6 separate regions of the Mus musculus genome follow, and regions 1, 2, 3, 4 and 6 are each linked to region 5. Evidence: chromatin loops called from intact Hi-C (ENCODE). Cell type or tissue: left cerebral cortex. All regions are shown on one strand. Region 1 has its middle 5.2 kb from the start of Khdc1a. Region 2 holds the start of Tmem14a (transmembrane protein 14A). Region 3 overlaps Pkhd1 (polycystic kidney and hepatic disease 1). Region 4 holds the start of Gm28836 (a long non-coding RNA gene). Region 5 has its middle 27 kb from the start of Gm32947. Region 6 holds the start of Mcm3 (minichromosome maintenance complex component 3).

Region 1 (5,000 bases), 180 kb after region 5:
TCATTCATTTAATGTAAGTACACTGCAGCTGTCTTCAGAAACTCCAGAAGAGAGCATCAGATTTCGTTACGGATGGTTGTGAGCCACCATGTGGTTACTGGGATTTGAACTCAGGACCTTTGGAAGAGCAGTTGGTGCTCTTAACCACTGAGCCATCTCACCAGCCCCAATGGAGATTTTTTTTTATGGCATGAATTCACCAGGGAAGTAGAAAGGAAAAGGGAGAAATTCAGAGGTTGTGTTGGAGGATTTGAGCTGGAATGACCCTCTTTATCACAACATCCCCATGAAGACACTCTTTCAGTGACATAATGTTGTACTCATCATGACCACAGATCCCTCCACAAGCCATGTGATGCTACAGTGGGAACAGAGCCAGCCCCCGACCAAGACCAACCTGGACATCTTTATCAGGATGCAGTTAGAGGTCTGGACCTGTCTCTGGCTACCAGGTTGAATAAGGATTATCTCTTTGGACATTACTATGTCTTTCTTGTGCCAATTCTTCTATTGTTTTGGGTTTTGTTAGAATTAACTCTATCTGTAATAAAAAGCTCACCTCTGTGAGGAACAGTAGTAAAAGTCATGGTCAGTCTTTGTTGAGAACAAGAGAAGCATACTACTGGGAGTTTCAAAGTTGTGACTTCTCCAGTCCATCTCAGGCTTCCACTCATGTCTCTGAGGGAAGACTGATAAGTACAAAACTGTTTTACAAGAAAACTGTCCAGCCAGGTGTAGTGCACACATCTTTAGTCGCAGCACTCGGGAGGCAGAGGCAGGCAGATTTCTGAGTTCGAAGCCAGCCTGGTCTACAAAGTGAGTTCCAGGATAGCCAGGGCTATACAGAGAAACTCTGTCTTAAAAAAAAAAAAAAGAAACCAAAAACAACAAAACAAAACAAAAACCCCAAAAAAATGTCCAAGAAAGCAAGCTATGTATTATTTAATGTCTTTGATGTGTTGTCCTTTCTTCTGGATTATCTTATTGATCCAGAATAGGCTTTTATATATGGCACCAAAGCATGGGTGGCCTATAGTGCTGTTAAGGAGAAGAAGACTAATCGAGGGACCGGACTTTACATATTTCTTGCATGAATTGCTTCTCTGAACAGAAATCTGGCAGGTGCTCTGGTATGAGAGAAAACATAGGTTTATTCTGTGAATAAATATTCCCCGAAGCTGATGGTTCTCGTTATAAAATACAGATAAATGGGTGTGAAGAAGGTGGGTGGAAGAGGTCAGAGAAGGTATTTACAGTCACTTGGTAAAACAGACAGGATGGCCACATGGTAGATCTTGGTGACCAGGCTGCTGACTGTCAGAGGTTGGAAGTGACTTGGGATGATAAAAGTTCCAAGGACCCCAAAGCCTTGAGTACACTGATTAGTAGGGTGTCCAAAACATTTTTGAGGCTGGATCTCACTTTTTGGATCCCTGGGTAGCCTAGAACTTCCTATGTAGATTAGGTTGGTCTGGGACTCACGGGAAGCCACCTGCCTTTGTCTTCCAAGTGCTGGAGTTAAAGGCATGAGCCACCATGCCCAATAAATTTCCTGAATTCTCATCCAGAATGTTCTGCAATGCCAGATCTAAATTGATGTCTCTGCCCCAGATTACAGCAGGCTAAGCCCCTCCCGATGTGAGCTTCCCCTCTTCATTGTCTACTGTGTGTTTCCCACAATGAAACCACTGTCCTATTCTAGGGGTGAGACATTGCAATGGGGGCCAGTGTAGAATGTGTCAAGAAACAATTTTCAAAACATTCCCTCTTCTATTGTACAGACACAGACACCGTAAGTATCAAAAAGTTAGCTTTTCCTGGTGTGGGGGTAGAACTCAGAACTGTCAGCACATCTAGTTCTTGAATACTAGGCTCCTTTCCCAGACCTTGGTCTTTTTAAACAATTTCACTACATGTCCTAAACTCCCTCTAAAGCTGACCCTACTGCAGGGATCTCTTTGGAAGAAGCCCTCCAACACCAATAAGAGGGGAAGAGCAGAGATGTCACCTTAGTCCAAAGCCAGGATAGTTCCTGAAAGGCTTCAATGCTGAGTCTAGGTACTCAAGGGTCTAGTTTGTATTTTCATTTTGTATTTAAAACCATGATGCAGGTGGGACAAGAAATCAGGATTTTATAGAGCCTATGTGGTTGGCAGGCCGTCAACGGACACGGCTTGTTGTTTTTGTTCCCGGTTGTTCTGTTCCAGGTAGCAAGTGATGCCATTGTTGTTGAATAAGCTGTAGTGCTGATATGTAGTGCAGGCTGTGAAAATTGGTGTTGCTAGCTTCTTCATAGCCGGGAATCTGGACTGTGAGTTTCTTGGAAGAGATTAAGTCAGAGGCAAAACAAGCTTTGTTCATTAAGAAAGGAATTATTTGGAACCAGCAGATAAGGTGTAATGATCACCCTGAATATAATGATATTTAGAACCTGACATTTCCAGATAAGGAAGCTGATGACTCTGAGCTTGGTCAAGAGACCAAGCAAGCAAGATTTTATAGCCTGTCCCCTATAAAACAGGGTGGCACTCCTTAGCATGCTTTGCTGCCCTCTAGAGGCCAACCAAAGTTTCAAGATGTGTTCAGAAATCTTCCTTCACCTTCCACAGCATTGCTCTGGCTTCCAAAGAAATGCAAACCTTTACTAGCGCACCTGAAAGACCCACAACATGAGGACTCCCCCGCGTTCTGACTCAGGAGAGGCGACACCCCAAATCACTCATGAGAAATGGTCTTACTGCAAACTGCAAGAGGACTTTTAATTCAAGAGCGCTCTCGGGCCCACGGTCATACACCACGCAGGGGTAGAGGACCATGGCGCCCCGAATAGCTGGGTAAGGGGGTATTTAAAGGAAGAAACCACAACTCAAGGAAGTAGGGAGGGCGTTGTTGGAAAATACCAAAGATACAAGTTAAGAGTCACAAGGAAGTGCAAAGTCACAAGAGTCACAAGGAATAACTGGTAATTGTTCGGCTTATCTCTCAAGACAGTTTCTAAGAGCCCCTAACAATAGCACATTCTTTGAATGAACACTCTTTGAACCCAGGAAGCGGGTGGGTGGAGGAATGTCATATCTGTTTAATGATTAGCATACCTTGGAGCATTGAGTCACAGAGGCCACATTCCCAAGCCTGGGCCTAAAGGCCTAGAATTTTGCTTTTATATTTTTTCACACGCAACTACAGTTTTTCTTCATTTTTATTTTGTTTTGATACAGGGTATTGCTTGTATTGTTCAGGTTGACACCCATATCATAATTTATCTTAGAAGAGCAATATTAAATGAACCTGGTTTGGATCTGTAACACCCAAAATTAACCTGTAAGGCCCACCTGCCCAAGGACCAGGTAACTTTAGCTATTGGGGACTCTCTGAGTGAACCATGCACAGCTGGGATTGATGCAAAAGCAAGAGGAATTTATTGTTCCAGCTTGTTGGGGTTGTCCTGTACCCAAAGGAGAAGCTGCAACCTGGTTGTCCAGTTCAGCAACTTTTTTATACAGTTTCCAGGGGCAGAATAGAGCATCAGCAACTAGGCACAATATGATTGGAGGAACTGTGTGCCCTTTAAACTGATTGGTAATGAGGTAGTAGGGGCTTACTCAGCCTCTCCCTTCCAGCCTATGTGCTCAGCTGACCTCTTCCCTCTGGGAGGGAAGGGGCCCAGTGGAATTGTCCAACAGTCTTTAGTTAGCTGACCTCTTCAGCTGGGAGTTGTAGTTCTTGGAAAATAGCAAAGCCTCGGGGGAAAAAGAGTACTGTAGCTGATAAGTTTGCCCTTATAAATTCCTGCAACACATGGCTGGGACCATTCCACCTGGGAAATACAGGGAATGGCCTTGACCAAAGTCCATTTCTTGGTCAGTATTTAATATTTAATAAAGCTTGCATTAAATTTGACTCAAAATGGTGGAACCGTTCCTCCTCACCACCCAATACCTGGTGAATCGCAAGATTAACAATCCTATTGCCTCTGCCTCTGGAAGAGTGGGAACAGAGACACCTATTACTATGAGGGTGTATTCCCTCCCCTCCCCTCCCCTCCCCTCCCCTCCCCTCCCCTCCCCTCCCCTCCCCTCCCCTCCCCTCCCCTCCTCTCCTCTCCTCTCCTCTCCTCTCCTCACTTTCTCTCTCTTTTTCCTTTTCAAAAGCTATTGGCAGGTGATAGCTGCTGGGAGAGGACAATACTTTTATTCTAGATACGGCCACTGGTGGGCTGCCCTGCTCCACTGAATGGCCCTCACATATGGATCAGAGAGACTAAGGAAGAAAAGAGAAAATATGAAATGGGAGAGGAAGGGGTAAGAGTGTGTTCAGGGGAAAAGGGAATGGGGAGATGAGAAATCGACAAGCTCAAAACACATTGTATATGTATCTGAAGTTCACAAGGAATAAATAAAAATATTAAAATAAATAAGGGTCTTCTTTTTTTTTTTTTTTTTTTTTTTTTTGGTTTTTCGAGACAGGGTTTCTCTGTATATCTCTGGCTGTCCTGGAACTCACTTTGTAGACCAGGCTGGCCTCGAACACAGAAATCCGCCTGCCTCTGCCTCCTGAGTGCTGGGATTAAAGGTGTGCACCACCACGCCCGGCTAATAAGGGTCTTCTTAAATGAATAATCTTTGTACAAAGAAGTGGATGCCATAAAGACCTCAGTCTGTATATAAAGTTGACCTCATTTATGTCCCCACTTACCCTCTCCTGTTGGCCTTCCCTTCTCATCCTGGTCACCTTTCTTGTTCTGAATTATCCAGATTCTGTGGACACATTTTGAGCTTGTGTGGATGATGCATGTGTGTGTGTGTGATGGAGCATATGCTTGCATGTGTGCTTGAGAGTAAGTACTATTTAATCTTCCCATCCCCCAGTGCTGAGACTTGAACCAGGGTGACCTGCTATAGTGACAATTTTCTAAATAAAATCAAACCATGGGCAGTTTTCGATTGCCACATGATTTAATGTCACTGACTTAATAGCTGTTCATTTAAGACTTTTACAGA
Region 2 (5,000 bases), 52 kb after region 5:
TGAATGTCCTCAGGGCTAGAGGCAGTCCTTAGAAGTATCACTGAAAAAAAAGAACATGAAAACACTGTTCTTTCTTTCTCCTTCTGGTTTTAAGAGACAGGGTTTTTCTGTGTCATCCTTTCTGTCCTGGAAGTCACTCAGTAGACAAGGCTGGTCTCAAACTCACAGGTCCACCTGGCCTTGTCTCTCAAGTGCTGAGATTAAAGGTGTACACCCCCATCACCAAATGAAAAGATTGTTGTGTCATGGAAATGTGTCACTTTTTAAAAATTGAATATAGGAAGGGGTTATTAATTAATCCTATACTATTTGTACTCCCCCTTTACATTCCATTTTATTGTACACATGTACATTAACCTTCACAGTGTTAGCAGAGCAACATATGGTAATTTTAAAATAGGTTATAACCCAGACTAGGTGGTTCACATCTATAATTCAGCCCTTGGAAGGCTGAGGCTAAAAGGATCACTGTGGCTTTGAGTCCAGCCTGGGAGATATAGGGGATTCCAGACCAATGTGGGTTACGTAGTGAGACTCTCTCTCAAACATTAAGTAATTATTAATATTCTATGTACTGTATGCACACATGCTGATTCAACACGTCTTTGCCTGATGAACAGAAGTAAAGTTGCCATATGGATCAGAAAGGAAAGAGTGAAGACTCTTTGCAGTGTACACTTGGAATACCTGAGACACACTGACTTTCTCAGTGATTGTTGAGAATCAGGCTTAGGACCCAGTGAGAATAACTCAGAAAGTCCTGACTGATTAGACAGCGGGCTGGACAAATGGACTGGTGGCCTGCTTCTCCCTTCCACCATTTTCTCCTCTCCTCTACCTATGGAAACACCCATTACTACAGAGCTAGCAGCTTTCCTCTGGGATCTGCAATTCTCAAAACTGTAAGGATTGGAAGCAGGTGCAAATGTCAGGCAGAGTAAAGAATTTTCTGTTTCCACTAACCTCTAATTTAATCTCACTGTTTGCATTAGGGAAATACACATCAATCCACAGTAGCACTGCTGTGTGTCTCCTATCATGGGGGACCACACACAGTCCCATTACAGACAGTTCATGACAGTACTTACATGTGACACAATTCTGAAGTTATGCTGATAGACATAACTCAAGACCATTTACTCTTCAGGATATTTATTAACCGAGCTTCCTTTGAGATTTTATGTATTTCTCCGGCATGCCAAAGGCTCTAGGCCATACTGAATTGTGCATCTCTGTTACTACGAAATATGGACAAAAAGTCTGTCTTAGTTGGGGTTTTTATTGCCACGATGAGACATGACCACAGCAACTCTTATAAAGAAAAAAACACTTAATTGGGGCTGGCTTATGGTTCCGTGATTTAGCCTATTGTCATCATGTCAGGAAAAATGGTGGCATGAAGGCAGACACTTGGGGATCTGAGGGTTATATATTAGGAAGTACAGACATCAGGAAGAAAGGGTGACATTGGGCCTGGCTCGAGCATCTCAAGGCCAAGAGACAGAGCCCACTCCCGGTGACATACTTCATGAAACAAGGGGACACCTCCTAATAGTGCCACTGCTATGAGCATTTAGGGGCCATTTTCACTCTAACTATCACACAGTCTTACAAGTTGGCAGAGGTGCTGAGGCCACAGGGAATTGTGTCTCTGTCACCATGGATCGTAGGTAGACAGTCTTACAGGTTGGCAAAGGCCGAAGGTTTCACTGCACCCTCATCCTCAGCTCCACCCTTGGCTTCCACTCGAGCAGGTGGCAGCTGATGGCTTGAGCTCAGGTGACAAGTTCCCTCTACCTAAGAGCAGTCCTGTTCCACATATCTGACAGTGTGGAATCCCAAATGCCCTACAGAGAGATGTTCTCTGGGGTTCATTTAGAATCACTGAATAGGAGCATGTTGTGGCGGCTTCATCTTCTGGTACTTTAGTAGGAGAATCTCTGAGTGTCTATTCTGAGCCATATCTTAATCTGCTGCCGGGGCTGATGGTATGAGGGGTGTTTAAGTGCAACAGACTGCACAAGAAGGACTGTGCTCCAACTTTCAGACCAACAGAACAACAACAAAGACCAAACTCTAAATCCACTGTGAGTAAAGGAGCCATCATTTACCCAAGCATGCCATGGAAATAATAAAGCTTTCCAAGAGGGTTTTCATATTATTTTTAGACTTTGAGTAGGAAAGAGTTCTGAATCTGAGGAGGGGGGGGGAAGGGAGAGAGACAGACAGAGAGAGACAGAGACAGAGATAGCTAGGCCACGTGTGCACAATCAGGATGTGGGAAGAAGAGAGAACCAGGAGAATCTGAAAGCAAACTTTAGGATGGGACTAACTCCATAGCTCCGTGTCACTCCATAGCCCTATGTCAGCGCCCCTGCGACACTTCCAGGGTCTGATTAATTCTCTAGGAGCAGTATAGATTTCCCAGTTCTCAAAAGCAGTCACATTACTTCTCCAAATGTGTGTGTGTGTGTGTGTGTGTGTGTGTGTGTGTGGTGTGGTGTGTAGGATCAACAAACAAATGCCACCTGTTTAATGTATATAATTAATGTATATGTCTTTGAGGTAATTCTATTACTCCTCACCTCCGAGAATTCTGGAGCTTTCCTGAATACCTTGATTGCTGTTGTATAAGGGAGGGCACAGTGTTCATCCTAATTACTATTTCCATCCTAGAAAGCCCAACTGGAGTCGCATGAGAATTTACCAAGAGACACAATTTAATGTCAGTGTAAGGAGATTTTCTGGAAACTGATTCCCCTAGCCTTGCAGGACTCAAAATTCTTTCCAACTGTGGCGTTATGTGCCACACCTCCTGATCATCTAAACCTGGATACCTTGATCCCACAGAGTAAAAGAGTAAAAGATCAGGAGGCTATCTATGCCCTTATCTACCTACCGGCATTCATGCCTTGAAATCAGGTTAACTTTCACTGATCCTGAAGACCTTCGCATTCTGGAACGTCCCCACCTCCACTGAAAGTGGAAACAATTTGTAGACTATGTATATGTTGTTTACCTTCCTAAAATTCTTATGACGATGTAGGGGGATCCTAGCTAAACCAAGGAGTCCCTCTGCAAGCATCATCCCGGCCGGCAGGGGGAAGCAGACTCCAACCCTGCGCTCTCGGGGCCTACACAGCCGGGTGGGGAAGCGACTTCACTTCCCAGGGTCTTGGCCTCTGCTGGCCCAGAGCTGCACCCCACTCCCAGGCCGAGGACAGTAGAAGAACTTGGGATCCAGGACTCTACAACGCACGAACCAGCTCCAGAGAGGACTCAGCTCTGTGCACTCTGCTCTCTAAGGCGGGTCGCAGCTAGGCAGTGCGCCTGCGCAGAACTGCTTCCGGATTGAGGGACTACTCTTGCGCTTTTTCCGCTTTCACCAGCTGCAGCAAGTGCTCAAGGGTGCAGGTGAGCTGTGCATCCATCCCTTAAAAGAAACTTTTCATGCAAAGGCATGAGAATAAACCGTTCTTTGCTGAGCATCCGCCCTCTCCTTCAGTCCCTCGATCTTCACAGCAGAAAACAGTTCAGACGACCTGGGGAGGGAGGGAGGGAATGGCATCTGCCCTCCCACAGATCTTTTCTGGCTCATCCTTCCAATTTCCTGAATTTCTGCTTTCCTGGGGGCCCTAAATATCGCATCTGTCTTACTCTTTACCTTCCCAGAGGTGAGGCGTGGTGGTAGGTAAAGTTCAACCAAGACTTGCTTCAAAAATGGCTCTCATGCCCACTTAGATCATAGGTAATTAGTTTATTTTTATGTGAAAATGCTTTGTGCATACTTATTTACAGATATCTTAGTGGGTGGAGAAGATTCAGGAGGACCTGAGATGGTGGGGCTGCGGAGGGATTTTCAGTTTCCTATGCTAAGCAGTGAATAATTTTGTTGCATTGCATCCAGGACGTTTTCCAGTCCTATATCAGCACCTAGCCTCTGTCTGTTGCATGAACATGCAGTGAACATGCCTCCCTCTTCCAGCCACATTCCACAACTTTCAAGTTCTTACACCCTTTGGGGTTTGGGAAGCAGGTGCGGGGAGGCAAGTGTCCTTTGCTTTCCAGAAGAAGCCAGCAAGATAACTGACTTGTGTAAGTTTTCACAGTAAGCAATTGTTGGCAATGGATTAATTTTACCCTTCTATAGAACTAAACTCAGTTCTCTGTGGAGACGCAGGAATTGTGGGATTCCTGACAATGTAGCCAAGGATGGTGAGGCAGTGGGGGTGTGGGTGTGGGTTGGGGGGGTGGCCAGCCACTGGATAACTTCCACACAGGCTGTGTATTGGAGCCACCCACTCATTCTCTCAGGGCAGTGCGCTTGGAGCTGTGTGCAGGTCAGCAATGGATGAACTAGTGTGGGTTTGCCCTACTTGAGCTTGGCTGGCAGAGAAAAAGAATCTGACAGGCAACGAATCTCAAGCAGGAAATTAAAGGAATTTATCTCTTATTGAAACAGGGTCACACGATCAGTTGGGGGACTCAAGAAGGTGAACTCACTTTTCATATTTTAAGTTAGCTTAGAAGAAAAATTAGAATCCACGTTACTATCCAGTGACGAATAATCTGTGCTATTAGCTTTGGATTTTTAAAAAAGTATGTCTTCTTGACTATTAGGCACATCAGTGAATAGTTCAAATATATGTGTATGTGCACACACAAACATGCTCTCGTGCTTACACACACACACACACACACACACACACACTACTGCCCAGAGACTCTGACTAAGGGAAAAGCATCAAGACTTCCCACCCTTAATTCCACTAGTGCTCCAAGACAGAGACCAGTAGGGAGCCTTGCTTGTAACTCCCCAGCCTTGCCCACCTCCAGGCTGTAGACTCTCAAGGCTGACTCTCAAATGCATGCACGCTCCCCTTTATTGTCCTTTCTCACAGGTGGGCACTCTCATCAACTGATAGCTCCACTGCATTCAGCTCCAGATTCATGTCCCCCTGCCTTTCCTGAGTATGTTCCACTACCACAGCTAGGAAACA
Region 3 (5,000 bases), 550 kb before region 5:
TTCCCAAGGAAGACTGGAAGCCAGGAGGGCCTGCACATAATTTCAACAAACTCTTAGAGATGACAGATGCCAGTCCAGACTACTATACCCAGCAAAACTACCAATCGCAAAAGACAGAAGAGGAAAAACACAAAACAATAAAACAAAAATTTCAAGCCAGCCCTACAAGGTCACTAGAAGGAAACTTTCCGTCTGAAGAGGTTAACTCCACCCAAGAAAACACAAATAATAAGTAATCTCGGAACAATATTTCAAATGATGGGAAGAAACTTACAATATAACAACACAATAACGGGAATCAATAGACGCTGCTCACTGATAACTCTCGGCATGTATGGTCACAGACTAATCTACTGGATTAGAAAATAGAATTCACCTTTCTGCTGCATCCAAGAAATGTACCGTACTGTCAAAGATAGACATCACCTCAGAGTAAAAAGATGGAAGAAGATAATCTAAGCAAATAGACTGAAGAAGCAGGAAGGTATGGCCACTGTAATATTTGACAAAGTAGTCTTCAAACCAAAGGTAGTTAGAAGAGATAGGAAAGAATAGTATACACCTGTCAAAGGAAAAATTCACCAAGAGAATATTGTAACTCTAAATAGTTATGCACTGAACACAATGGTACCCATGTTCATAAAAAAAAAAATACTACAACTGCTAAAATATCAGTGATACTGGAAGACTTCAATACCCCACTCTCACCAGATTCATCCAACTGAGAAACTAGACTCTGACCAATAGACAGGTCATCCAGACAAAAACTAAACAAAGAAATACTAGAGTTAAATAACATCATAAAATAAATGGACCTCGCACCTACTTACAGAACATTTCACCCAAACACAGAAGAGTATATTTTCTTCTCAGCAGCTCACCTATCTTTCTCCAATACTAACCACATACTTGCACACAAAGCATATCTCAACAGATATAAGAAAATTAAAATTATGCCCTGCATCCTATATGACCACCGGAAAATAAAGCTGGGTATCAACAACAACTGAAACAGCAGAATGTATACAAACTTACAGAAACTGAATAACTCACTGATGATTGAAAAATGGGTCGAGCTAGAAATCAAGAAGGAAAGTAAAAGCTATTTAGAATGGGAACTAAAAGACAGCATACCTAAAGCTATGGGACACAATTAAAGGAAGTTCTAAGATGCAAGTTCATAGAGCACTAAGAGCATACATTTAAATATTGGAGAGATCTCATGTTGGTAACTTACTAGCACACCTGCAAGTTCTAGGACAAAGGGAAAAATGACACCCCAGAAGAGTAGGTGGCAAGAAATACATAGAATCTGTTTTTAAAGTCACAGAGGAGTTAATAATTAATTATTTATGTATGAATAGATCTCTTCCCTCCTTTCTCATGTTAGATTCCCTGACACGCACACCCCCAATAGACAGCCATCCTCCTTTCGATCAGGTTTAGTTCCTGACTGCACAGCACCACACATATAAGAAAGAAAGGTGAACATGTATGCATTGTTTCCCCTGTGACAGGTTAAATGACGATGCTTCCCATTTGTGAATTGCTCATGTATCTCATGCTGAGATCTTTATCAGACTGAGCTTGGGGGCCCCAAGGGAAGAGTTAGGGCGAGAACTGAAGGAACTGAATGGACTTACAGCCCCATAGGAAGAACAACAATACCAATCAACCAGACCCCCAGAGCACCAAAGGACTAAACTATCAACCAGGGAGTACACATGGAGGGACTCATGGCTCCAGCCACATATGTAGCAGAGGATGGCCTTATCTGGCATCAATGGGAGGAGATGCCCTTGGACTTGTGAAGGCTTGATGCCCCAGTATAGTGGAATTCTATGGAAGAAAGGCAGGAGTAGGTGTGGGGGGGGGCACCCTCATAGAGTCAGGGGGAAGGGGAGGGAATAGGGGGGCTGTGGAGGGGAAACTGGAAAGGGGCATAACGGTTAAAATGTAAATAAATAAAATGACCAATAAAAATGTTTTAAAAGATTTTTTTAAAGAAAGTAAAGAAAGATTGTAAAAGCCAGACGTCTGGTCAGAGTCTGCTATGGGATTTTGTCTCCTAGTGATGTCAGATGCTACGCCCATAAAGTTTCACCAAGCCTCACCAATGTGACTACCCAAATGTGAGCCAAACAAAGACAATAAGCATGTCAAAGCAAATGGGGGAGAGCCCAGGAGATCTCAACCCTACACAGAGAACTATAGGCACCTGAAGAAAGCTAAGAGTGGGAGAGACTGTCTTCCAGGAAAAAACACACCATCTCCTTATCCAGTGCCAAACCCTGAAAACATGCGTACGTACAAGTAACATTATACAGCCTGAGCAGGTAATATTTAGGTGTGTGTGTGTGTGTGTGTGTGTGTGTGTGTGTGTGTGTGTGTGTGTGTAACATTAATGGGAAAAGAGGAGCATAAATTTGAAAGAGCAAGGGAAGGTCTGTGAGAGTGTTCAGAGGGAGGAAAAGCAATGTGATTATATTATATTATGATCCCCAAAATGAAATTAAAGTAAAACAGACAAAATGTAAAGTTCTACAGACGAAAAGGCCATTGATGAGTGGTGGCTTTTGCTTGTGATACTGTTAATTTTTGCTTTCTTTCATGTGTCTTTTTTTGCCATAGCCAGACCTTTTTTTCTGTTTTCTCCTCCAAGAGAGATTAGAGGAAAAGAATTTTTTAAGCATATGAGTGTATCCACAGAGAATGTTTTTACAGTCACACCTGATAATTTTAGTCACTGCAGGAGTTTTCTAGCATTGCACCCAAAACTGCTAAGCAGAGCAAAGACTGTTTGGCCTGCCAGGTTTTATACTTTAGGCAAGTGTACCTCGTCTGGCATGTCACCACAGGCAAATCCACGAAGGCCGGAGAGACGTCACAGGGGATCCTCAAGGTAGGTATTGCCACACTCACCAGGTCTATCTGCAGCTGAGAGCCATTGTTGGGGTAAAGAATACTTCTATCCAAACCTAAACACAAGGAGAAATCTCAGGCTGCGAAGACAACGCAGGGCAATGCAAATATTGGCCACAAGAGGGCAATGTAAGATATTGCGTTTGCCTGAGGATAAAATTAATCCTCATTTCCAAAGGCAATTACACTGTTTTACAAAAGTTCTATGAGCCTATAAATGTTTTCTCCCCCTCTCTCTCTCTTCATGTCTGCCTAATCCCTAGGAAAGAGCATTTCATTCCTCCAAGTTGATTTGTGCTATGGTGGAAACGGGCATGGTAAGGCATGGTTTAGGGGTTCCTAACAGAATCACTTGTAAGGGCAACTGCCAAGAGGGAGTAGTATTCCTATGCTGTCCACTTCCATGTTATTTCGTCTTCACAAGCATCCCACCGTGAGGATGTTGATGCTACAGTGGCCTCTGCTGTGACACTGACTACTTAGCATCTGCAAAGACAGAGATGGGTCTCTGTTCATCTGTTCTTAAACAAAGAAGCGAGAATTTATAATTCTTTGGATTTTTACATCAATCAATTCAACACCCAAATTCAGGAAAGCCCAAACCTACCGTCAAATACAACTGTGATCCATGTTCCTCCTGCAAGGCTACCTTCTGCGGGTTCAAACTGGAAACTCGAGTAAGGCTCTATCAATCAGAGAACATGTCGGTTGTGAAGGTGATGTACAATATGGTAGCACATCCAATACTTTAAAGCAGACTTTAGGGTGTACATACAATCCACTGGCCAGATGAAGCACGGATCAGTGGGCCCTATTACCAGAGTTTCTGGTTCAAGGTGTTCACTTCTATTCAGGCATTATTGGTCCAGAGAATATACCTTCAGAGTCCTACTTTAAGAAAAATGGATGGCTCTCGTTTTACCAATCCAGGATCCCAATGTTCATCAGGACAGTCCTGAATTTCTGCTTCCCTTAGAAATAATCTCAAAGATATGCTTGAACCCACAATGCCTCTCTTCTCTTTTACACTCTTTATTCAGACGGTCACATTGAAACGGAAAGGTTACGACTTATATTATATATTCCTACTTCTTGGGAAGAGGAGAAAACTTTTTTTTAAAAAAAGTTTTTAACGCTTTTTTTCCTCCAGTACAGGGGAACACCAGGGCCAAGAAGTGGAAGTGGGTAGGGGAGCAGGGGAGGGGGAGGGGGGATAGGGGACTTTCGGGATAGCATTTGAAATATAAATGAAGAAAATATCTAATAAAAACTTTTTTTAATTTATTTTATGTGAGTATGCTGTTTCACTCTTCAGACACACCAGAAGAGGGCATCAGACCCCATTAGATGGTGGTGAGCTACCATGGGGTTGCTGAGAATTGAACTTAGGACCTCTGGAAGAGCACTCAGTGCTCTTAACCACTGAGCCACCTCTCCAGCCCGAGGAAAAACTTAAGATGTGCCTGATTCCTTTCTTCTTATTATTATTGTATTCGAGTTTTCTGCTTTGAGCTCTTCTGGGTATATAATCAGAATCAGTCCCCAAATGCATCCAAGGCAATCATGATTTTTGCTTTGAATGATCATAGACAGACTAAAGTGAGAGAGTTGTAGAACTTCCTTTAGGAGACAAAGGGAGTAGGAACTTTAAATACTAGGTTACACCTGGTTTAATAACATCTTGAAGATATTCCCAGATATGTCTTGGTCAAGGCAAAGCCACTTCCAGGAGGCTAGCAAAAATTACTCAGTACCTCCATATGATAATAAACAAATCAAGTGTTATGTGTTATCTGTAGAAACCTGTTTCATTTCCATGTCAAGAAATTCCAAGGGTAAACCAGGCATTGCCTGTGAACTAGCCCAGGGCATTATGTATAAAAACCATTTAGGTAGCTCACTACACACCTAAGACTGATGGAAACCCATTCACATCAACATGTCAGCCACATCATACAGTTCTCAGACCCCGGAGATGATTACATACTTTCATTCGAAAAAGACAAAAAGTATCATAAGAAAATACAGATTACTAAACTCAGAGAAACCGGAAGCATGATTAGAGGAAAAGTGTAATT
Region 4 (5,000 bases), 110 kb after region 5:
GCACACACCCACACAGAGACACACACGATTAAAGAATAATGACACGCCGGGCAGTGGTGGCACATGCCTTTAATCCCAGCACTTGGGAGGCAGAGGCAGAGGCAGAGGCAGAGGCAGAGGCAGAGGCAGAGGCAGAGGCAGAGGCAGAGGCAGAGGCAGAGGCAGAGGCAGAGGCAGAGGCAGAGGCAGAGGCAGAGAGGCAGAGGCAGAGAGGCAGAGAGGCAGAGAGGCAGAGAGGCAGAGAGGCAGAGAGGCAGAGAGGCAGAGAGGCAGAGAGGCAGAGGCAGAGGCAGAGAGGCAGAGAGGCAGAGAGGCAGAGAGGCAGAGAGGCAGAGAGGCAGAGAGGCAGAGGCAGAGAGGCAGAGAGGCAGAGGCAGAGAGGCAGAGGCAGAGGCAGAGGCAGAGGCAGAGGCAGGCAGATTTCTGAGTTCGAGGCCAGCCTGGTCTACAGAGTGAGTTTCAGGACAGGCAGGGCTACACAGATAAATTCTGTCTCAAAACAAACAAACAAACAAACGAATAATGACACACCTTAAAACCTGAAACACACATGTTTTGTGCAAAGAGTGTCCATTAGAAATATCACCTGTGCTCACATCACCCTGTAAGGGGAGTCTGTGGTTCTTGCCCCAAGGTCAGTGAAGGGTTAAGCAAGCAAGCCTTACAGGCAGACTTAATGTTTCCTAGCTGTGGTAGTGGAACATACTCAGGAAAGACAGGGGGACATGAATCTGGAGCTGACTGCAGTGGAGCTATCAGTTGATGAGAGTACCCACCTGTGAGAAAGGACAATGAAGGGGAGCATGCATGAATTTGAGAGTCAGCCTTGAGAGTCTACAGCCTGGAGGTGGGCAAGGCTGGGGAGTTACAAGCAAGGCTCCCTACTGGTCTCTGTCTTGGACCACTAGTGGAATTAAGGGTGGGAAGTCTTGATGCTTTTCCCTTAGTCAGAGTCTCTGGACAGTAGTGTGTGTGTGTGTGTGTGTGTGTGTGTGTGTGTGTGTGTGTGTGTAAGCATGAGAGCATGTTTGTGTGTGCACATACACATATATTTAACTATTCACTGATGTGCCTAATAGTCAAGAAGACATACTTTTTTAAAAATCCAAAGCTGATAGCACAGATTATTCATCACTGGATAGTAACTTGGAGTCTAATTTTTTTTCCTAAGCTAACTTAAAATATGAAAAGTGAGTTCACCTTCTTGAGTCCCTGAACTGTTCGTGTGACCCTGTCTCAATAAGAGATAAATTCCTTTAATTTCCTGTAAAACTGCTTGAGATTCGTTGCCTGTCAGATTCTTTTTCTCTGCCAGCCAAGCTCAAGTAGGGCAAACCCACATTAGTTCATCCATTGCTGACCTGCACACAGCTCCAAGCGCACTGCCCTGAGAGAATGAGTGGGTGGCTCCAATACACAGCCTGTGTGGAAGTTATCCAGTGGCTGTCCACACTCCCCCCTCCACTGCCTCACCAACCTTGGCTACATTGTCAGGAATCCCACAATTCCTGCGTCTCCACAGAGAACTGAGTTTCATGCTAAAGAACAAAATTATTCCATTGGCAACAAGTGCTCACTGAGAAAACTTACACAGGTCAATTACCTTTCTGGCTTCTTCTGGAAGGCAAAGGACACCTACCCTCCACCTCCAACCCCCCCTCAAGGCTGTAAGAACTTGAAAGGAGTTGAGTGTAGCTGGAAGAGGGAGGCATGCTCATTGCATGTTCGTGCAACAGACAGAGGCTAGGTGCTGATATAGGACTGGAAAACGTCCTGGATGCAATGCAACAAAATTATTCACTGCCCGGGATAGGAAACCGCCCTGCCCTGTCTCAGGCCTCCAGAATCTTCTCCATCCACTAAAAGATCTGTAAATAAGTATACACAAAGCATCTTCACATAAAAATAAACCAATTGCCTACCTATGAGCTAAGTGGGCATGAGAGCCATTTTTAAAGGAAGTCTTGGTTGAACTTTATCTACCACAACGCCCCACCTCTGGGGAGGTAAAGGGTAAAACAGATGCGAAATTTAGGGTCCCCATGAAGGCAGAAATTCAGGAAATTGGCAGGATGAGCCAGAAAAGATCTGTGGGAGGGCAGATGCCATTCCTTCCTTCCTCCTTCCCCAGATCTTCTGTGAAGATCAAGAGATTGAAGGAGAAGGCAGATGCTCAGCAACAACTGGTTTATTCTCATGCCTTTGCATGAAAAGTTTCTTTTATGGAACGGATGCACAGCCCACTTGCACCCTTGTTGCAGCTGGAAAAGGCAGAAAAAAAAAAAAAAAAAAAGCAGAGATGCTTAAGGGCACTACCTCACTCCGGATGCAGTACTGCGCAGGCGCACTCCGTAGCTGTGACCCGCCTTAAGTGTTCTCTTAAGTGTCTCTTGAACACAGTCTTGTTCTCTTTGGAGTTGGTTTGTGGGAGGTAGAGTCCTTCATCCCACGTCCTTCTTCTGTCCTCGCCCTGGGAGTCAGGTGCAGCTCTGGGCCAGCAGAGGCCAAGAAGTCCCTTCTCCACCCAGCTGTGTCGGAGCATAGGTCTGGAGTCTGCTGCCCCCTGCCGGCCGGGATGATGCTTACAGCAAGACTCCTTAGGATTCCCCACCCACCCACCCACCCACCCACCCCCGAGTCGTTAAGAATTTTGTACCCACAGACTACAAATTGTTTCCATTTTCAGTGGATGTGGGGACATTCCAAAGGGTGAAGTGTCCACAGTCAGAATCCTAGTTGATTTGATTTCAAAGGCGAGTGCCCTCACTGCTCAGTATCTAGGTAGATAAGGGCATAGCCTCGTGATCCTGCTATTGCCCTGTGAGATCAGAGTATCCAGGTTTAGATGTCCAGGAGGGGTGGTACAGAACGCCACAGAACGCCACAGTTGGAAAGCATATTGAATCTTGCCGGTCCAGAGAATCAGTTCCCAGAAACGAAACTTAAGAACACACACACAGTATTTTGGGGGAACTAATTTGATCATATTTTGAGAATTTGGAAGTCTAAATTGGTCCCAGGGAATTAATCAGTCCCCAGGAGAGGCGTAGGAGCACTGTCAGCAAGACACAAGGCTGTAGAGTCACTCCCATCCTGACCTTTGCCTGCGAATCCTTCTGGCCCTCCTTCCAACATCCTGTTTGTCCATCCTCACCCTAGCCTTCTCTCTCCTCAGACTCACAGAACACTTTCCCTACTCAAAACAACCCCTTTGGATATAGCAACCGCCTGCCGGGAGCAAACGCGCGCCCTGGAGGGGAGAGCGGCTGTTGCGCGGGCGCGGGCAGGGGCGCAGGGAGGGGATATGGCATCCAGCCAGCGCATAACTTTAGACCAATGGAAGAAAAAAGCAGCAAAAGTTGAACTGAATGACACCCAGAAGCAAGAAATTAAAGAGGCCTTTGACTTATTCGATATTGATGGATCTGGAACCATAGATCTGAAAGAACTGAAGATTGCAATGCGGGCCTTAGGCTTTGAGCCAAAGAAAGAAGAAGTAAAACAACTGATCGCTGAAATCGACAAGGAAGGGACTGGCACCATTTGTTTTGAAGATTTTTTTGCCATCATGAGCGTAAAAATGAGTGAAAAAGATGAAAAAGAAGAAATACTGAAGGCATTTAAATTATTTGATGACGATGCTACGGGAAGCATATCACTAAATAACATCAAGAGGGTTGCCAAGGAGCTAGGGGAAAACTTAACCGAAGATGAATTACAGGAAATGCTTGATGAAGCTGATCCTGACGGGGATGGAGAGATTAATGAGGAAGAATTCTTGAAGATGATGAAGAAGACCAGCCTTTATTAGCTGCTTGGTACCTTCCAAGAGGTTTGGACCTCCTGTTAACAGCTTTCCTGTTAAGCAGTTCAATGATGTAATACCTGAGTGTATCCATTTCCACTTTTAGTTTAGGTTAGTCCCTTGGTGTCTAATCTGTGCCAGAAGTTATATGTCCCTACCAATGTCATTAAATCTGTAGTAGTAAGAAACAAACAGAAAAACAAAACAAAACAAACAACCCCTTTGGAACGCTTTATTATCCCCACGACAAGATTGGATAGATCATACTTCCTGTCATGATGCTGCGATATCTTTGTTGTTGTTTCATTGGTCTGAAAGTTGAAGCACAGTCTCTCTTGCGCAGTCTGTTGCACTTAAACACCCCTCCGCAAACCTCCATCAGCTCCGGCAGCAGATTAAGATATGGCTCAGAATAGACACTCAGAGATGCTCCTACTAAAGTACCAGAAGATGGAAGCAGCCACAACATGCTCCTATTCAGTGATTCTAACTGAACCTCAGAGAACATCTCTCTGTAGGGCATTTGGGATTCCATACTGTCAGATATGTGGAACAGGACTGCTCTTAGGTAGAGGGAACTTGTCACCTGAGCTCACGCCATCAGCCACCTGCTCGAGTGGAAGCCAAGGGTGGAGCTGAGGATGAGGGTGCAGTGAAACCTTCGGCCTTTGCCAACCTGTAAGACTGTCTACCTACGATCCACGGCGACAGAGACACAATTCCGTGTGGCCTCAGCACCTCTGCCATCTTGGGGAAATGCAGAAGTAAAATATGTAAGAATTCAAAGAAAGCTCAGTTAATAAATACCCTAAAGAGTAAATGATCTTCAGTTATGTCTACTAGCATAACTTCAGAGTTGAGTGACACATAAGATTTCCAGGTGTACCTGGCTTTGGGGAGATTTATTTATAAAAATTAAAATCACACTGACTTAATTGATATTACAGAACAACAAAAGCAAACAGAGGCTTGACATTTTCCATTTCTTTCTGTCCTCCACCTTTGGAAACACCCATTACTACAGAACTAGCAGATTCTGCAATTCCCAAATGCTGTCAGGATTGGAACCAGATTCGAGAGTTAGGCAGAATAAACAATTTTCTGTTTCCACTAACCTCTAATTCAATCTCACTGTTTGCATTTGGGAAATACACATCCATCCACAGTAGCACTGCTGTGTGTCTCCTATCATGGG
Region 5 (5,000 bases):
GCATTGATGTAGAGTCTGAGATAGGTATGTTAGTATTAGCGGCACAGGAAGATACCATTGTGTCCACTTCCTGAGACATGTGAAGGAAGTTCTTCTCATCCCACATAGGGCTCTGATTACAGACCAAAGAATGGATTCTACCAAAGTTTAACTTGGTAAGCCAGTGAGTTTGGGGGGGGGTGTCACTTACGGGAATAGGAATGCCTTAGAGGCAGCTGTATCACCCCCATGTCACTGTTCATAAAAGGCCCATTTTGGGGGAGCTCTCTGTGACTTGCAGGCAACTCAACCTGCTGGAGACTGTTCTCTTTTCAGAGGAGACTCTTGTGATTTATATAACCTTGAGGAGGGAGGAATCTTCATGAATGTGCTAAGTTTCACTGATTTCCAGAGGATTGTGAGTTCCTTACCGAGTGGTCTTGAGCCTCTCTTTAGAGCACTGGTTCACAACCTTCCTCCCTGGTTCTCAACCTTCTGAATTTTGCAGCCCTTTTATACAGTTCGTCATGCTGTGGTGACTCCCAACCATACACTTATTTTAATTGCTACTTCATAACTATAGTTTTGCTACTGTTTGAATCATAATATAACTATCTGACATGAAGGATATCTGACTTATGACCTCTGTGAAAGGCTCATTTGACCGCAAGGGGGGTCTCAATCCAATAGGTTGAGAACCATTGCTTTAGAATGTCCTGAGTTTGTTTCAATTCAGAGGATACTGTTCTACTACACTGAATGTTAAATAAAGATGAGGGTAGGGTATTAAAGTCATTCACTATTATTTTATCAGGACATATGTGACTTCTTGTGGTCTTTAATATTTGCTGATGAAATTAGGGCTGCAATGTTTGGTGGATATATATTTATGCTTGTAATATCTTCTCAATAAGTTTGATCCTCTTATTAATAATGTAATATCTCTTTATCTCTTCTAACTTTGACTTGAAGTATACTTATTGGACATCAGAGCAGCCATGCCCACTTGATTTTGGCTTCCATTCACTTGACAGATTGGCAGGTGTCTTTATGCCTGAGGTGTGCTTTTTGGAGACAAAAGACATTTGGATCAAGTGTCGTAAATCCAGTTAACCAGCCTGCATGTCTTTGGTGAGCCAAAGTCATTACATTTATGATTATTCTGGAGAGGTATAATTTTATTGGTCAGATTGTTTCTTCCTTTTTCCCTTTCCCTTTTTTCCCTTTCCCTTTCCCTTTTTTCCCTTTCCCTTTCCCTTTCCCTTTCCCTTTCCCTTTCCCTTTCCCTTTCCCTTTCCCTTTCCCCTTTCCTTTCCTTTCCTTTCCTTTCCTTTCCTTTCCTTTCCTTTCCTTTCCTTTCCTTTCCTTTCCTTTCCTGTGTTAGAGCTCTGCTAGTGTACCATATACGGCACAACAGGGCTCACATGGATTCTCCTCACCCGCTCACTCTTCCCATTAATTCATTCTCGCCTATGCTCATGTGATGAAAACAGTCTTTCTCTTCTGCGTGTAGCATTCCTGCAACTATTTTCTGTAGTGCCAGCGTGGTGGTCATGAACCACCTTAGTTTGCCCCTGGTTATCTGTTTGTAAAATAGGTTTACTGGCTATTTCAACTGGGAGGTTGAAAGTTGAGCCTCAGGGAGGTCCTCTCCCTATATTTGCATGTGTGCAATCCCCATAGCATACAGAGGGTTCTTAAAGTGGTTTAGACAGCATGAGTCCAATTGAAACATACTGTACTTGTTTCCATGGTCTAAGTTTTTAGTGGCAAGGCAAAAAAGATCTTGGAGCCAGCTAGCCTGAGACAGATTCTCTTAGAAGGAAAATTACTTTCCCAGAGTGAAAGCTATGTATTCAGATCCTAATGATGAGACAGTGAGGAATTAGAAGAAAGCTCTACATTTGATTTTGAGTAGGGAAGAAGTTCTGTGAGTCTGAGGAGAGAGAGAAGGCTGGGGTGAGGGTAAACAAGCAGGAGGTAAGGAGGAGGGCCAGGAGAACTTGAAGTTCAGGATACAAATGCCTCCATATCCCTATGTCTTGCTGCCAGTGTTCCTGCAACCTTTCCAGGGTTTGATTAATTCCTGAGGAGCAGGAGAGAGAGAGACACACACAGAGACAGAGACAGAGACAGAGACAGAGAGACAGAGAGAGAATAGGTTCAGCAAAGGAGTGTCACAAGATTTAATGTACATATTAGGTTCCTTCCTCTGTTGAGGGGAGGTTCGTTTATTCCACACTCCACAGAATCTTGGATAACTGGACTTCCTCAATACCAGAACTACTGCTGTATAACAGAGGGCAGAGAGTAAACCCTCTTTTCAGGCAAGACTGGAGTGGCGTGAGATTACCGCAAGGCACACTTTCAAGTCATTTTAAGGCTCTTATTTGGGAGGGAGGGGTGGCGGGGGGAGACTGATTCTCCTGGACTTGGAAGACTCCAAATGCTTTCCAACGCTGGAGCTCTGTGTCATTCCTCCCGGACATCTAAGCTTGGCTATCCTGGTTTCACCGAGTTTTATAAAAGCAGATCATGATCTGCCTAGATAATGAGCTGTAAGGGCTCTGGAGCTTTGAAACCAGATCAACTTGGACTCTTGACTTTTGATACTGCACATGCTGCAAGTGTCAGCCAGCCCGGGAGGGGGCAGCAAAATCCAGCCTGGATTTAGGAGCAGCTCTCTAGGCGGGTGAGCAGTAAGTTCCTGGGAAGGGCTCGATAAAGTGACCGCACATGCGCGCTGTGGGCCTGGCCTGGCCCCTGTCCCGGGATAGAAAGGGTGAATCGCACCGCGGGGGTGCGGCTGCGTTGAGATTGCTTCCGGAATGAGGTACTGAGCTTGCGTGTCGCTCTTTCTGCCCCCTCCACTGTTTCTCTCTTTAGCCACAGTTGAGGCTCAGGACAGCAGGTGTTATATATATTCATTCCCACAGTGCTGACTTCCCTGCCCTAGGCTGTCTTGCTAAGGTGCAGAAATAAAAGGGACTTTGCTGTCCCTCCCTACCCAATGGCCTTCTAGTGCTGGAATCTTGGTGAAGGTTGCAGAGTGAGCTCATGAATTCCAATGTCTCAGAATCTTGCAGATGTAGCTGGGAAATGTCTTCATGTCCAGGGACCTCAAGGGATCATAATAGTTAAAGCTATTATGCTGAGGCATGTGAAAATGCACATGCTAAGTTAGAGCGGTTAAAGGCTGTGCCTAGTTTTCACATTCATACATAGTTGTACCTGTTTGAAGCCAGAAGTCCCCTCCCCTGCCTTAGGCTAGGACACAGGATCAGATCGGGACACTCCCCTTTTCTCCCAGGGCACTGGGCAGATGTTAAGTATCATTAATGCACTGGTAAAAATCAGTAATACGTGTTAACAATAACTCCTTCAGGTTCTTGCTGGAGGCACACCTTCTCTTGTTCGTGCTCCTGGGAATAAGCAAAGTCCTAGATGTCTCTTGCTGCCCTGGCTGCCTTACCCAAAAGCACGGTGCCTTTATCTCATTACTCTCATTTTGAACTCTCTCCAAATGCCTTGAGGAGACTGCACTAACATTGTAGCAACCATTTTCACCGAAGCCAGAGCGGAAGCACCTCCCGTTTGTGACCCAGCAGAAGCTATGGCTGGGGGCCTTTATTTGCATACGAGGCTTGCTGTGTTGTACAAACACCCCTCTTACATATAAACGTGTCGTTCAGTGCTCTTGGTGATTTATCTGGGAGATATACTCATGTGCCGTGCCCGCTCGTTTTTGAAATATTAGGCTCAGCAAAAGGCTTCTCCTTGAGCGGTGCTTTATTTTTTATAAACAATTTTTTATTAGATATTTTCTTCATTTACATTTCAAATGCTATCGCCAAAGTCCACTATGCCCTCCCCCAGCCCTGCGCCCCAACCCACCCACTCCTGCTTCCTGGCCCTGGCATTCCCCTGTACTGGGGCATATGAGCTTCTCAAGAACAAGGGCCTCTACTCCCATTGATGGCCGACTAGGCTGTCCTCTGCTATATATGCAGCTAGAGACACAGCTCTGGGGGGAGGGGTACTGGTTAGTTCAGATTGTTGATCCTCCTATAGGGTTGCAGACCCCTTTAGCTCCTTGGGTACTTTCTCTAGCTCCTTTTGGGGGCTCTGTGTTCCATCCAATAGATGACTGTGAGCATCCACTTCTGTATTTGCCAGGCACTTGCATAGCTTCACAAGAGAGAGCTATATCAGGGTCCTGTCAGCAAAATCTTTCTGGCATATGCAATAGTGTCTGGGTTTGGAGGCTGATTATGGGATGGATCCCTGGGTGGGCAGTCTCTGGATGGTCCATCCTTTTGTCTCAGCTCTAAACTTTGTCTCTGTAACTCCTTCCATAGGTATTTTGTTCCCCCTTCTAAGAAGGAACAAAATATCCACACTTTGGTCTTCCTTCTTCTTGAGTTTCATGTGTTTTGCAAATTGGATCTTGGGTATCCTAAGTTTCTGGCCTAATATCCACTTATCAGTGAGTGCATATCATGTGGGTTCTTTTGTGATTGGGTTACCTCACTAAGGATGATATCCTCCAGATGCATCCATTTGCCTAAGATTTCATGAATTCATTGTTTTTTAATTGCTGAGTAGTACTCCATTGTGTAAATGTACCACATTTTCTGTATCCATTCCTCTGTTGAGGGACATCTGGATTCTTTCCAGCTTATGGCTATTATAAATAAGGCTGCTGTGAACATAGTGGAGGATGTGTCCTTATTACAAGTTGGAACATCTTCTAGGTATATGCCCAGGAGAGGTATTGCTGGACCTACTATGTCCAATTTTCTGAGGAACCGCCAAACTGATTTCCAGAGTGGTTGTACCAGTTTGCAATCCCACCAACAATGGAGCAGTGTTCCTCTTTCTCCACATCCTCGCCAGCATCTGCTGTCACCTGAATTTTTTATCTTAGCCATTCTGACTGGTGTGAAGTGGAACCTCAGGGTTGTTTTGATTTGCATTTCCTTGATGATTAAGAATGTTGAACATTTTTTCAGGTGCTTCTC
Region 6 (5,000 bases), 350 kb before region 5:
CAGCACTCAGGCATCGGAGGCAGGAGGATCACCTCTGAGTCCAAAGCTAGGCTACAGAGTAAGATTCCTTCAAGAGCAACAGCCAAAAGAACAAGCAAGCAGATGGGTACACAGTGACAAGCTGTAAACACTGGTAGAAAGGGGTATCGTCGAGTGAGAGTAAGCCTGTCCTGAATCTAAGGGATTCCAGTAATATTAGAAGGTCAGAAGGCAGGCAAGCTCAGCAGTGGGGTCTACAACTGCATCAAGAACTTGGGGGTACTTAAGGACATATTACATAAAGGCTGGGTGGTCAGTTCTGTGTTCTTGCCCTCTGGTGTAACGTACTTCTGTCTTTCAGCGGAAAAATGTTCTTTCCTACATTATAAAACAGGTGTATGCCTTTCTGGACAAGGAGAACACACCTGCTGTCTCTATCAATAGAGCATTAAGGACCACTGAGCATTCAATTTATAAAGGGGTTACTGATCGTGGGGGTGGGGGAGGGTTCTATTTATACCATGGGAGGTCAGCATAAAGGTATTCAAAAGTCCTAAGCAGGGACTTGGGAGCTACTTAAAGCCTACACCAGCAAAGATGACACTAGCCACTATGTCACTTACACATGAGGATGCCAGCATGTTGATATATGTCTCAACGGTGCCCAGGAAGTAGACAGCTGCAGACAACCCTTTCCTCCTGTCCAGCATGCCCTATCACATACTATCATGATCATTAACAGTTCTCCTATATGCTTACATTTTAATTGGGAATTAGAATGGCCTAAGTCTTAAAGACTTAGTAAAAACAAACAAAAAAACTTGCAATATGAAAATTTAACTTTAAAATCTGGATGTTAGCACACCTGACTGTAGACATATTTCAAAATCATGATGTATATTTGAAATGTAATTTAAATACTCTTAAAATTCAAATTTAAATTGCTTTTCATTGATCAACAAACTTCCAGGGCTCATCAACATCCTATAGCTTTAAATTTTGGATTACACTTAAACCCATTTTACCTGCATACAAAACACTTGATTCACTAAAAAGAGAGCTGTCATAAATTGTTAGTCTCGCTCCTACCCTCACCAGCATCAGGCCAGTCATTAAATCTGAGGGCTCTGAGCCAGTTACATTAGCTTTTCCAAAGAAGAGCCTGTTTACACCTGACCAGTCTCCTTGCAAGTTGTGTGGGGTTTGGGGGGAACACATGAATTTAGAGACAAACTAAATTACTTTGGAGAAAACCCTAGTAACTCATGAAGATATACAGGAGCAAGAAAATGACAAGAGGAGATAATGAGAAAATGAAAATGATCAAAATACATTATGTGCTTATGAAGTTTCATAATGTAACCCGTATGTATAGTTAACATATCCTAATGTAAGAGGTTTCAAGAAAAATAGGCTGCTCAGAGGAAGACGGCAAGCACAAGGCCTGGGTACCATGTCAAGTAGGCTATGGGGATCAGTAGCAGTAATTATAAGAGGGAGTGATAAGAAAGAAATATGACCAAAATACATTATGTGTTTATGAAATTTCATAACGAAACTAATACATGAAAAGAATGTAACTTTTAAAATCTGGAGGTACATCTTTAGGAGAGAAAAAAAGATAACAGGAAGTTGCAGAGAAAAGAAGTTATCAGCGGCCCTGGTCCTCCGCGGGGTCCCCAGCACCGTGCCCGGTCACCCGCGGGAACCCCCTCAGCCGTGCCCGGTCACCCGCGGGACCCCAGCACCGTGCCCAGTCACCCGCGGGGACCACATCAGCCGTGCCCGGTCACCCGCGGGAACCCCATCAGCCGTGCCCGGTCACCCGCGGGAACCCCCTCAGCCGTGCCCGGTCACCCGCGGGACCCCAGCACCGGGCTCGCGGCCCGAGCCTCACCTCGTCATCCAGGAAGTCCAAGTAGTCTCTCTGCGCTTCCCGCAGCTCCACATCATCCAGCACTACTGTGCCCGCCATGTCGCAGCTCCGAAATCGCCGGCCACCAAACAGTCCGGAAACGCGTGACACCGCCTTGGCGCCAAAACTTCCCAAGTTTTCCCGCCACGGAAGTTTATGGTGGAGGAAGCATGGAGCAGAGACGCGTTATGATTGGCTAACCACTTCAATAGCCTTTCATTCCGTGCCTGGATTGGAGAGAAATGGTCACTTTCTCCGCCCTAATAGGAAGTCTGACCAATGGTACAGAGAGGACGCTCAAAACCCACCCCCTGGAAATTGAGCAACAGGAAGGCTAGGAAGCACTGCATTCTGGGAGTTGTGGTCCTTCCCACCTCACCCCCTGTTTTTCTTTTCTTTTTTTTTTTTCTTTGCCTGTAGGAAGTTTTGTCAAATCGGAAGTTAGGATTTACTGAGGGGGGAGGTCTAAGTTTGCACCCCATATGCACAGGTACAAATGAAGGCCAAAGGTTGATATCCGGTGTCTTCCTCAATCTTTCTCCACCTTGTATTTTTGAAAGACGAACAGGATACCCACTGACCCATCTCTTTAGCCTCCATATTATTGATTCTAACACACTTTGTCTTCTAGCCTTCATTTCCTCCTATACAAAATGAGGAATCTGAATTCAAAATTCTCCAGTAAGCCATCACTAGTATTCCAAGAGCAAGTTAGAAATGGTGTAAAGACAAATTTTATTCACGGAATCATGCTATTGCCTTTAACACAGCCTTGATTTGCTGTATCTTGATCTGTAACCTTGAAGACACAGAGATATATAATTCGTATTTCTCCCCACTTTCACAAGGTCATGAGATAGATAAGCAGAAAATCAGATTGTTAAAAAAAAAAAAAGCATAGTTAGTATATCTAAGGGTTCCACTGCTGTTCACATGCTTGCTTTGCTTGCTATCTGTTGGCTTTCTGCCTTAGGCACTAATGGGCCAAGGCTGATTTACAAGGTGAAATAATTGCTAAGAGGCTGCCTGGAAAGCAGCATGCAGAAACAGTCAAAATCAAGGCATTGCAAAGTATACAAAGTACTTCCTTTTTTTCTGTCTCCAGCCCAAAGAAAACACTTGGAGTGGGCGACCCTGAAGTGGAGAACAGATGAGTTATGGGTACCGGATGCCGCTTCCAAGATGATGCCCACCATGTTATCCTGTTGAAAGAGGGGACTGATAGCTCTCAAGGCATTCCTCAACTCATGAGTAACAGCTCGTGAGTAACATTGTCTGTGTTTGCCAAGTGATTGCTGGGGCTATAAGACCACCCTGGGTCCTCATGGCAACTTATTGTGGATGGCCAAGGCAAAACAACAATTTCTACTTCTGAAACTCCTCGATGGTGGACATCCTGCAGCAAAGACTTTAGTGGACATTGCCGGATCCGAAGACACTGACACTAGTGATGGCACCACCGTGGTGATCCTGCTGGCTGAGGAGTTTCTGAAGCAGGTGAAGTCCTGTGTGAAGGAAGGGTTATGCCCTCAGATCATCATCTGAGCTTTCTGCACAGCCACCCAAAATCAAAGAGATAGCTGTGACTATAAAGAAGCAAGATAAAGTAGAAGAGAGGAAGATGCTAGGGAAGTGTGCAGTGACAGCCCTGAGCTCCAAGCCCTGAGCTCCAAGCTGATCTCCCAGCAGAAGGCCTTCTTTGCCAAGGTGGTGGCTGATGCTGTGATGATGCTCAATGAGTTGTTGTAGCTTAAAATGACTGACACCAAGAAGGTGCAGGGTGGAGCCCTAGAGGAGTCTCAGTTGGTGCCTAGTGTCGCGTTCAAGAACACGTTCTCGTAGTCTGGGTTTGAAATGCAGCCCAAGAATTATGAGAATCCCACAATTGCCTTCTCAAATGTTGAGCTCAAGCTGAAAGCAGAGAAAGATAATGCTGAAATCAGAGTTCACACGCACCAGGCAATTCTTGATGCCAAGCGGAACATTCTTTATGACAAGTTAGTCATAGTCGGGAGCCAAAGTCGTGTTCTCTAAACCCCCTATTGCGGATGTGGCCACCCAGTACTTTGCTGATAGGAACATGTTCTGTGCTGGCCACTGGCCTGAGGAGGATCTGAAAAGGACAATGATGGCCTGTGGAGGCTCAACCCAGACCAATGGGAATGCTCTGATTCCAGATGTGCTGGGCCACAGCCAGGTGTTTAAAGAGACCCAAATTAGAGGCAAGAGGTGCAATTTCTTCACTGGTTTCCCTAAGGCCAAGACATGTACCACCATCCTCTGTGGTGGCGCTGAGAAGTTTATGGAGACCCAAAGAGGTCCCTGCATGATGCCATCATGACAGTGAGGAGGGCCATCAATAATGAGCCAAACCAAAAGGGAACCCAGAGAAAGGATATTCAAAAAGAAGTCAGAAGGAAGGAAAGACTGATGGTTGTAGTGGGATACATCCTTAATCCCAGCCCTTTGGAAAGCAGAGGTAGGAGGCTCAAGTTCAAGAACAGCCAGTGCTACATTGTAAGACCCTGTCATGGAGAGAGAAGAGGGAAAACTGTCAGATATGAAAACTGTGAATGTATGTGTGAGTGTGTTAAAGTGTGAAATCTTCATGTATGTAGGAGGCCTATTGCCTGAATTAATTAGAACACAAAACTAAACAAAAGTGATGTATCTGTACACACATAGGAATGTGAGAGAGGGAGAGGTAAAACAATTATGTGTATGTGGCTTAAATTGGACATTATGACCCCAAGGTTATAATGATAAGTAAATACAAACGCTCTTTAGGCTTTGGTTTAAAATAGAATTATGAGCTGGGCCGTGGTGGCTCATGGCTTTAATTCCAGCACTTGAGAGACAGAGACCAGGGGGATCTCTGTGAGTTCAAGGCCAGCCTAGTCTACAAAGTGAGTTCCAGAATAGCCAGGGCTAAGAAGCCCTGTCTTGGAATGGGGGTGGGGGGGGGGAAGCAATTAAGTCTTCTACAGAGAAAAACCACATTTAAGAGACACCAAGTCTCCAAAATCTCCAACACCCACCCCACCCCACCCCCACCCACCCCTGCCCAAACTACAACTACTGTTGTAATCAGGAGAAACGCTAGCGA

Evidence for each region. Hi-C counts contacts between places; a loop is a spot of excess contacts. Peaks named below come from ENCODE experiments on the same cell type or tissue, not always from the same donor. Only the 100,000 strongest peaks of a DNase experiment are listed, where the experiment ranks them.
Region 1: a loop joins it to region 5, with 10 times the contacts of the local background. A loop is called at or near these places in 11 of 42 quality-filtered maps.
Region 2: it touches region 5 in a loop (8-fold over the local background); 15 of 42 quality-filtered maps call a loop at or near these places.
Region 3: a loop joins it to region 5, with 3 times the contacts of the local background. A loop is called at or near these places in 9 of 42 quality-filtered maps.
Region 4: a loop joins it to region 5, with 7 times the contacts of the local background. A loop is called at or near these places in 12 of 42 quality-filtered maps.
Region 6: a loop joins it to region 5, with 2.7 times the contacts of the local background. A loop is called at or near these places in 9 of 42 quality-filtered maps.

Annotation. Positions count from the first base shown.
Region 1 is chr1:21,341,961-21,346,960 of GRCm38, forward strand. No RefSeq gene overlaps it. Among named protein-coding and RNA genes, the nearest start is that of Khdc1a, 5.2 kb to the right of the region's middle. In left cerebral cortex, a CTCF peak has its summit at 2,554 (motif pointing left); DNase peaks (open chromatin) are centred at 2,255 and 2,550.
Region 2 is chr1:21,215,476-21,220,475 of GRCm38, forward strand. It overlaps Tmem14a (transmembrane protein 14A), which reads left to right and starts at 3,100. Exons shown (of 5, transcript NM_029398.3): 1 at 3,100-3,414. The region is part of intron 1 of Gm28836 (a long non-coding RNA gene); the gene reads right to left. In left cerebral cortex, a CTCF peak has its summit at 3,104 (motif pointing right); DNase peaks (open chromatin) are centred at 2,331, 3,148, 3,284 and 4,024; H3K4me3 peaks cover 1,475 bases; H3K27ac peaks cover 1,779 bases.
Region 3 is chr1:20,609,866-20,614,865 of GRCm38, forward strand. It overlaps Pkhd1 (polycystic kidney and hepatic disease 1), which reads right to left. Exons shown (of 67, transcript NM_153179.3): 3 at 3,530-3,607; 4 at 2,837-2,978. Among named protein-coding and RNA genes, the nearest start is that of Pkhd1, 5.7 kb to the right of the region's middle. In left cerebral cortex, a CTCF peak has its summit at 3,039 (motif pointing right); a DNase peak (open chromatin) is centred at 3,021.
Region 4 is chr1:21,269,099-21,274,098 of GRCm38, forward strand. It overlaps Gm28836 (a long non-coding RNA gene), which reads right to left and starts at 2,587. Exons shown (of 3, transcript XR_373236.3): 1 at 2,317-2,587. It also overlaps the pseudogene Gm7094. In left cerebral cortex, a CTCF peak has its summit at 2,555 (motif pointing left); DNase peaks (open chromatin) are centred at 2,543, 2,931, 3,185 and 4,186; H3K4me3 peaks cover 759 bases.
Region 5 is chr1:21,163,740-21,168,739 of GRCm38, forward strand. It overlaps a transcript of Tmem14a not described here. Among named protein-coding and RNA genes, the nearest start is that of Gm32947, 27 kb to the right of the region's middle. In left cerebral cortex, a CTCF peak has its summit at 2,613 (motif pointing right); DNase peaks (open chromatin) are centred at 2,710 and 3,438; H3K4me3 peaks cover 1,234 bases; H3K27ac peaks cover 607 bases.
Region 6 is chr1:20,818,255-20,823,254 of GRCm38, forward strand. Mcm3 (minichromosome maintenance complex component 3) reads right to left here and starts at 2,058. Exons shown (of 17, transcript NM_008563.3): 1 at 1,877-2,058. The coding sequence starts at 1,954. It also overlaps the pseudogene Gm20587. In left cerebral cortex, no CTCF peak of the experiment used is centred here; a DNase peak (open chromatin) is centred at 2,143; H3K4me3 peaks cover 917 bases.